2 separate regions of the Homo sapiens genome follow, and region 2 is linked to region 1. A link is an interaction called in ENCODE POLR2A ChIA-PET data of the cell type or tissue named here. Cell type or tissue: GM12878. All regions are shown on one strand. Each heading gives the region's core, and the rest is flanking DNA. Links, peaks and the distances in the headings are about the cores only. Region 1 has its middle 23 kb from the start of ESRRB. Region 2 overlaps GPATCH2L (G-patch domain containing 2 like).

What was found. ChIA-PET counts read pairs that join two places held together with the same protein. Peaks named below come from ENCODE experiments on the same cell type or tissue, not always from the same donor. Only the 100,000 strongest peaks of a DNase experiment are listed, where the experiment ranks them.
Region 2: POLR2A ChIA-PET joins it to region 1 with 8 read pairs; 1 of 35 experiments calls an interaction of 5 or more read pairs at or near these places.

The regions. Positions count from the first base shown.
Region 1 is chr14:76,351,063-76,355,460 of GRCh38, forward strand. It overlaps a transcript of ESRRB not described here. Among named protein-coding and RNA genes, the nearest start is that of ESRRB, 23 kb to the right of the region's middle. RefSeq lists an enhancer at 1,985-2,174. In GM12878, for the core only: a CTCF peak has its summit at 1,890 (motif pointing left); a DNase peak (open chromatin) is centred at 1,849.
Region 2 is chr14:76,184,311-76,188,708 of GRCh38, forward strand. All of the region lies in intron 8 of GPATCH2L (G-patch domain containing 2 like), which reads left to right. Among named protein-coding and RNA genes, the nearest start is that of GPATCH2L, 35 kb to the left of the region's middle. In GM12878, for the core only: CTCF peaks have their summits at 995 and 2,040; a DNase peak (open chromatin) is centred at 2,221; H3K27ac peaks cover 1,910 bases.

The DNA of each region.
Region 1 (4,398 bases), core at 327-4,326:
GAGGCCGGTGAGCTTTGCACCTGTGCATCACCTCAGTATTCCCCCAACCCTGGCCACTGTGGGGCTGGAGTGAGAAAAAGAACCTGGATGAGGGAGCACACCATCCCCATGAATGGAAAAGAATTAAAGTTAATATCATTAGAGTGGTTTCCTAGGGCAGCTATACCAAAGTACCACACACTGAGTGGCTTAAAAATAAATAAATGTATTGTCTCACTGTTCTGAAGGTTAGAAGTCCAAGATCAAGGTATGGGCAGTGCCATGCCCCCTATAAAACCCTGGGGAGGATTCTTCCTACGTCTTCCTCACTTATGGTGGTTGCTGGCAGTCACTGGTGTTCCTGGCTTGGAGCTGCAGCACTTCAGTCTCCTCTGTTGTAACATGTCTGTGTCATCCCCATGTCTTCTCCTCTTCTTATAGGGCCACTGGTTGCATTGGGTTAGGGCTTGCCCTGCTCCAGTATGGCCTCATCTTAACTTGACATCTGCAATGACCATATTTCTAAATAAGGTCACATTCTCAGGTACTGGGGGTGAGGACTTCAGCATATCTTTTCGAGGGATGCAATTCAACCCATAACAGCCATCAGTATACCACCTTCTGGGTGAAGGTGAAGGAATATTATCTCATGTATGCCACCATATGCAAAAAGCTTGTTTTCCTTTCTGTTCAGAGCATATGACCTCTTCTCACCTCTTCTCATAAACCAACAAGAAACAAGGACTGGGTGAATGTCAGTGGGGGACTCTCTATAGCTGATGAAGAGTATAAACTTCACTGGGTGCAGTGGTTCATGCCTGTAGTCACAGCTACTTGGGTGGCTGAGGCGGGAGGATCACTGGGGCCCAGGAGTTCAAGGCTGCAGGGAACTATGATGGCACTACTGCACTCGAGCCTGGGAGACAGAGTGAGACCCAGTCTCTTAAAAAAAAAAAAAAAAAAAAAAAGCAAACTCCAAGAAAGCAAGTGAACAGGTTTTTAAGTGTCCTGTTCGCTGTTGAGTCAGTGCCTGGCACAGAGTAGATTTGTTGAATGAATGGATAAGTGAATATGGTGGTTGGAGCTCCACAGGCTGGAGTGAACTGTGTGACTCAGGAAAACCACTTACCCTCCTTTACCCGCCTGACTTTTTTCGTGTGTAAAATGAGAATCAGAACAAGTACACGTAATTTACACATCATTGGGAGCATTGCATAAGAACCTATGTAAATGCCTTAACTCAGTTCCCAGCATGCAGTAAGTGTTCAGTACATGTTAATTAAATCAGAACCTGTTGGCGGCCACTGAGCAGTCTTTGAGGTTTGGGGCAGCTGCAGTAGTGATGCCAGCCTAGCAAGCGGGAACGTATCTACTCAACTCTTCTGCAGGAAAGGGTTGAGCTACCTTAACCAGGGAGCTGCTAGTGAGAAAGTGATCAAGCCTCAAGCGGACCTGGGAGACTAGATTACTAGAGAAGTATTATTACAGGGCACCGGTTGGGGGCACAGGCCCTGGAGCCAGACCCTGGGCCTTCAAATCCCAGGTTTAGCCCCAGCCAGGTGTGGGACCTCTGGCGCAGGGAAGCTCAAGTTTCTCTGACTATAAAGTGGAGACAATAATAACATCTGGCTTTCTGGTGAGGATTGGATAACAGTGCCTGGCACATGGTGAGTATTGTGTAAGTTTGATATTACTAGTGTAACTTTTCTATGTCCTCGGCCCCGGTTGCTCTGAGCTAGCTGATTGGAAAGCCCTAACCCTCGAACTCCGGGCTTTCTGGGAACGCGGGCTCTCTCCCCTCTTTCCCTCCGCCCCCACGCGCACACAGGCGAGCACCGTCCGCCCTTCCTAGTTCCCACCGCGCGCCCCTCGCTGAGCGCTCCGCACACTCTGAGATCCAGCGCGCCCTCTGGTGGCACACGGCCCCGAATCGCCGCGCTCCTGCGGGCCGCGCGCAGGGTCGCCGGGTAGGCACAGGCACGTCCCGTGGCCACGGACCTTTGCCCTCTGAGGCACCCTAGACCTTGGCTTTCTCTCTCTCCATTGCTCTTGTGAGAAAAGCTGCCTCGCTCTGCGGCCTCTCTCACGAGCGTGCCATTGTCCCGGAGAGTCCGGGAGTTGAAACAGCCCCTGGATAGAGCTGGGGAGAGGGCAGCACCCCCTTATCTTGGTGAGGTTTCAGGGCTTGCCCTCCTGGTTCTAACCTCAAAGGAGGGAGTTTAGCTAGGAGACAGCTGTTTTTACAGTCCCCAACCCCACCACTTTTTTCTCTGATGTGCTGTTGAAACCGATGGGCAGCTGAAAGGCCCTCATCTCTGCAAATCCGCCTGACTTAAGGTTCACCCTGTATGTCTTGGGTTCGCCAGCCATTACCATCCCCTAAGACTCGGGGATTACAGTTCCCGCCCTGCCTGCCTCTGTGTGGGTTTATTTAGGCCTTCCAGCCCCATCACTTCATCATCATCATCATTTATGAACCGCTAAGCATGTGCCAGGCACTGTTCTAAGTGCTTTGTGCATATAACTCATTTTATCTGGACAAGAGAAGAAACTATAAGTACAGGAGAGCCTATGAGGAAACTGAGGCACAGAGCGATTAGTGACTTGTCCAAGATCACAGATTGTAAGGGCTGGGTGTGGTGGCTCATGCCTGTAATCCCAGCACTTCAGGAGGCCAAGGCAGGAGGATCGCTTGAGCCCAGGGGTTTGAGACCAGCCTGGGCAACATAGTGAGACGCTATGTCTCACTATGTTAGTTACAAAAAAATTAAAAATTATCCAGATGTGGTGGTGTGTACTTGTGGTCCAGCTACTCAGGAGGCTGAACCCGGAGGATCACGAGCCCAGGAAGCTGAGGCTGCAGTCAGCTATGGTGGAGCCATGGAACTCCAGCCTGGGCAACAGAGCGAGACCCTGTCTCAAAATAAAAATAAAGAAAAGAAAAGAAAACTAAAAGGTCACACATTGCAGGGGTTTGAACCCTAGCAGCCTGACTCCAAGCCTATGTCAGCCCCGCTGGGTCCTGCTGCCTCCCTGCTGAGCTTTGTGTGGCTGGTCCTGCTCCCTTGCTTTGCATCCACATACCCTGACCTCTCCATCTGGAATGCCCTTCCTCACCCCCGGGAAATCTGCTTGGCCAACTCCTCTGTGAGCCCTTCCTTGGCCCCCAGGGTCCTCTACCCGCCCCCCCCCCCACCCACACTTCCACCCTCACCTCTCCATGTGCCTGTCATTAGTGTTACTTGCTTGCCCCTACCACTGGGCTGTGGGGCTGCTGACAGCAGAGGCTGTTTTCTGTTCATATTTGCTCTCTCCACTGCCTAGTACGATGCCAGGGACATGGCAAGTGCTCCTGCGATGAAGCCAGGCTCACATAGCAGCAGCCTTTTTCCAGGGACCTATCTCACCATTGCACTCTGAAGGGGGAGGACAAGTGCATTAGTCCCATTTTACAGATGTAAAGGCTGAGGTCCCGGGGGTGAGGGATTCATCCAACATTGTGACCCAAATGGGAGACACTCTTACCACAGTCCCTTGTTCTGTGCTCAGTGTCTTAGGCCAAAGGCTTCTGAGGGACCAGAATAAGGTGAGGGGCTGACCCACAAGAACCCATGGGGTCTCGGGGGTGGAAGAGTGTGCCTCATTTGTGTAGGTAGGTCCTGGGCTTTTTTTTTTTTTTTTTCTTTGAAATGAGTTTTGCTCTTGTTGCCCAGGCTGGAGTGCAATGGCTCGATCTCAGCTCACTGCAACCTCCACCACCTGGGTTCAAGAGATTCTCCTGCCTCAGCCTCCTGAGTAGCTGGAATTATAGGCATCCACCACCACGCCCGGCTAATTTTTTGTATTTTTAGTAGAGATGAACGTTCACCATGTTGGCCAGGCTGGTCTCGAACTCCTGACCTCAGGTGATCCACCCACCTCAGCCTCCCAGATTGCTGGGATTACAGGCATGAGCCACCATGCCCGGCCGGTCCTGGGCTTTATCTGCACGGGCCAAGGAGGAGAGAATTTGAAATCCGTGTTTGTTTTATTCTCTAGGGTCTCCCCTGGAAAGATGTCACCCTTTGGGTATACCTTCCTCCTCGGATGGGTCTTTTCCAGGCAGCCTTCCTTGCAGTCTGAAGCCGGGGCCAGGTGGCCAGAGGCGGTAGAGACCCAAGTAGGGCTCAGAGAAGTTAAGGACAAAGATAGGGACAGCTACCAGGGCTGGGGATGCTGCTCTATAGGGCAGCTTGGGACCCGAAATACTGAGTTTGTGTGTGTTAAGGACCCTGGCAGACTTTTACCACGCCCTTCTCCCTTTCACCACTCATGTTTCCCTCACTCCCCATTGCCCATCCACATGGTTCCCAACTTTCAAGACTCAGCCCAAGCCTCACCACTCCCTCTTGGGCCCAAGTCACTTGTTTCGTCTGCCAC
Region 2 (4,398 bases), core at 67-4,066, 170 kb before region 1:
TTTAAGAGCACAAAGAGTTTGATAATCATGCCTGAACTATGAAGGTTCCCTCCTGTCAGGTTACTGAGCTGAGGCTGCTTCTTGCCTGGACACTGCCAATTCCATTCTCCTAAGCAAGAGCAAGGGCTTTTCAACAGTTTCCTCCCTGCTAGAACCATATGCCCTTCTGGTTCTCAGAATAGGTGGGGGCGGGGGGCATTGGGAGGATGGTGCATGACCTAAAATCCTCTCTTGTTTAATATTTCATTGCTATAAACAAATAAATAATTGGACCATAATATTAAAATAACATTTTATTGATGTAGCGTTATAATACAGCCCAGATGACAGGTGCAGTGGATGGGAGGGAGAGTTTTGTGGTCTTTGTACCATCTAATAGATTTGTGGATTTCAGGAATAGCACTCTGGAAATAGTTAACTTGGTGGTTTTCAACCCTGGCTGCAAGTTGGAATCACCTAAGAAGCTTTAAGAAAATATATCCGTGCTGGGCCCCACTTCCAGAGATTCTGATTTAATTGGTCTGGGATAAGGCCTAGACATTGGCATTATTTTAAAGCTCCCTAGGTGATTAATATGCCAGCCAGGGTTAAGAACTGTTGTCCTAAATGCATATGGTTTTGTGACTGGTGCTTTGTAATTTGCTTAATAGGGTCTCCCCTTTCATAATTGGTGCAAACTCTGTACTTTGGTATGGTATGCACCATTCCTTACGGGAGGTAGACCTCTGGACTTCTCTTAGCTTTGGAGAACCTACTGCAGGTAGAGAAGAGTGTTAGTATCTGCACGGTGCCCAGCACATAGTTCTTAATAAATGGATCAGGGGCAGAGTTTTGTCAGGTGGATATATGGATAGTTGGATTGTTGGCTGGGTGTGTAGATGAAATCCATAAACCAAGTGTTTTGGTTTGGTTGTTTTGGTTGCTAGTATTGGGATTTGCTGTTAAAGGTGTGATACCTGGTATTGGTGTTAAGAATTGCTGCTGCCCAAACAGCAGATGGTGTGATTGGCGTTCTGGTAGAGGCAGTGGTATTGTTAAGGGCACAGTCACAAACTTGTAATAAGAAGACTAGTGCTGCAAGCAGTTTTTCCCAAAATGAGAGATTTGTTGATTGTGAAGGATAGTTTTTCTTACTATTATTACCAAAGAAAATGATAGCTAGGATTTATCAATTGCTACATACAGGTCAGTTGCATCTATGTGATTCATCAATCACCAGTTGCAGTTTTTGAGTGCAAAAACTTTTCATGGCAGTGTTTTAGTTTTCTCCAACTCAAAGGAAAGGTCAACTTTTAGTGACCTTTCCTTTATTTTGGAAGATAATTTGGTCAAGCATTACCATTTTAATTTATTCTTTCTTTAAGCTCTGAAATAGCAAAGCACTGATATCTTCTTTTCATATAGGTCAGCTTCCTTTGTAAATAAACTGTTTTTTCTTTGAGAAATCTTATTTTTAGTTGTGGTAAGGATGGCAGATATCAGCCTGGTATGCAAATGTTATACGTGTTTCTTAATGAATGGATGAAAAGTTTCATAGCTTCTACTTTCTTCATAGTCCATTGGCATAGGTGGTAGGAGATTAAGAGTGTAGATATTAGTGTCAGGCAGACCTGGGCGAGAATCCGGGCTTTACCCAGGCAAATGACTTAATCTTCCCATACCTCAATTTCTACATCTTTAAAATGGAAATATCAATACTTTTTAAATTGGTTGAATGGGGACCAAAATGAAATAATATATGTAAATATTGAGCATCCTGGTAACCAATATTATTTTTGTTATGTAGTTACTGCCCTACCCCATCCTTAGGATAATTGCAATTTTAAAAACTTTGAGTTGGCTTCCAGAGTCATTTGCTAATTAGATGTAATACTGATTCTTGAGGTGCTTAAATGACCTCAAATGGTCTATAAGAGGAGGCATTTGGACAGAGTTGGGGTTAAAAAAAAAGAGAGAGAGACCTTCCTGCCCATTAGAGAGTTGAAATAGGATAGGCTGAGCTCATTTGTAATTCATTTTATCTGTTCACAAACGTTATGATCTGCATATCAGAGTTGTGTGCCCAGCTGGCTGTGCCACTTGACAAGGAGTTTCAAAGAGTAAGAAGAAGACTCACTTCATGCTATTAATTTTGACCTTTGGAGCCATAATAAACAGCCTGAGGTTTTACCTCAGGGCTTGGGGGAAGGAACCTTTTATTAGTCCTGTATCTGTTGATGCTGTGAAGCACAGTGTTGCTTTCTCACCTCTTTAATGCCTCAGTTTCAGCCACATGTGTGAAGCAGTTTCTGCTATAGTATTGTCTATAAGGCTGCCCAAGCCTATTGGAATTGCCCATTGTATAGTACACAGTTCTTGAATCTTTTGTCCTCTATTGGAGGGTCTCGTTGACAGTGGCTCTCAGCTGGCTGGCATCTTACTGCCTAAGTGGAATGATGAAAGCATTTTCTCTCTCTCTGTTTTTCCATTGTAAGATACCCATCTTTCCAACTGATGTGAAATGATTTGGCTCTTATGGGCGGCATGAAACAGCTTCATAGATATGCCTACTTTAGCCCAGCTAAGGGAATTAGATTAGGGAGAATTTTCAGGTGCCAGTGAGCAGTTTGTCACAGACTACTGAGGGTTAGATTTAAGTGAAAATCATTAGTGGAATTGCTAGGATCGCTTCCTGTTAGATAAGCCTCCTCTGTTTCCTATGATAATTGTGAAGTGTTTTTTTTTTTTCTTTTCTTCCTATCTGCTCCTAGTGCCATAGGCCTAGATCTTTTCCCAGGTGCAAGTCTATGAAAATATTTCCCCTCCTGACTGCTTAATAAATGTCAGTAAACCTTAAAGGTAAAATCACATGTGAGAAAGGAGTCTCACATTTAATCTAGGGATTAAATCTCTAGATTTAATCCTCCTTTTTCTCCTTTTACCCTAGCACTTACTTGTTCTCTGATTACAACTCAGTGTCTCGGAGTATTAATTCTTTCTTTAGGAATTGGCCTTCCTACTGTGTTGTGAGCTCCTGGGGACAGGACCTCAGCTCAGTCATCTTTTATCTCCCTCTGCACATCCAGCATAGTATGTTACATTGGGTAGGCCTCCATACATTTTTGTTAAAAATAATTGAGGTGAATAGATTAGTAATTAAGCAGAATAATTGGAATATATATATGAACTTTGGTCCCTAGAAATATCAAATTTTTTCCTGGTGTTACTTGTGTTAAAGAAAAAGTATAGAAAACAAATACCATTTTTACATTGAATTTTATTAACTTTCTAATTTTTAATTTTTGTGGGTTTGTAGTAGGTGTATATACTTATGGGGTACATGAGATGGTTTGATATAGGCATGTAATGCGTAATAATCACATCATGGAGAATGGGGTATCCATCCCCTCAAGCATTTATTCTTTGTGTTACAAACAAACCAATTTTACTTTTATTTAAAAATGTACAGTTAGATTATTATTGACTGTAGCCACCCTGTTGTGCTATCAAATAGTAGATCTTATTCATTCTTTCAATTTTTTTATACATATTAACCATCCACATTCCCCACCACCCTCATTACCCTTCCCAGCCTCTGGTAACCCTCCTTCTACTCTTTATCTCCATTAGTTCAATTGTTTTGATTTTTAGATCCCACAAATAAGTGAGAACATGTGATTTTTGTCTTTCTGTGCCTGGTCTATCTTACTTAATATAATTATCTCCATTTCCATCCATGTTGTTGCAAATAACAGGATCTCATTCTTTTTTATGGCTGAATAGTACTGCATTGTGTATATGCACCACATTTTCTTTATCCATCATCAGTTGATGAACACTTAGGTTGCTTCCGAATTTTGGCTATTGTGAACAGGGCTGCAGCAAACCTGGGGGTGCAGATATCTCTTTGATATACTGATTTCCTTTCTTTTGGGTATTTACCCAATAGTGAGATTGCTGGATCATATGGTAGCTCTATTTTTAGTTTTTTTGAGGAACCTCCAAACTATTCTGCATAGTGGTTGTACTAATTTACATTCCCACCAACAGTGTACGAAGATTACCTTTTCACCACATCCTCACCAGCATTATTAGTTGTATTTTGGATGTAAGCCATTTTAACTGGGGTCAGATGATGTCTCATTGTAGTTTTGATTTGCATTTTTCTGATGATCAGTGATATTGAGCATCTTTTCATATGCCTGTTTGCCACTTGTATGTCTTTTGAGAAATATCTGTTCAAATCTTTTTTGATTGGATTATTAGATTTTTTTTCTACAGGGTTGTTTGAGCTCCTTATATATTCTAATTATTAACCCTTTGTCAAATGGGTAGTTTGCAGATATTTTCTCCCATTCTGCGGGTTGTTTATTCACTTTGTTGATTGTTTCCTTTGCTGTGCAGAAGGTTTTTAACTCA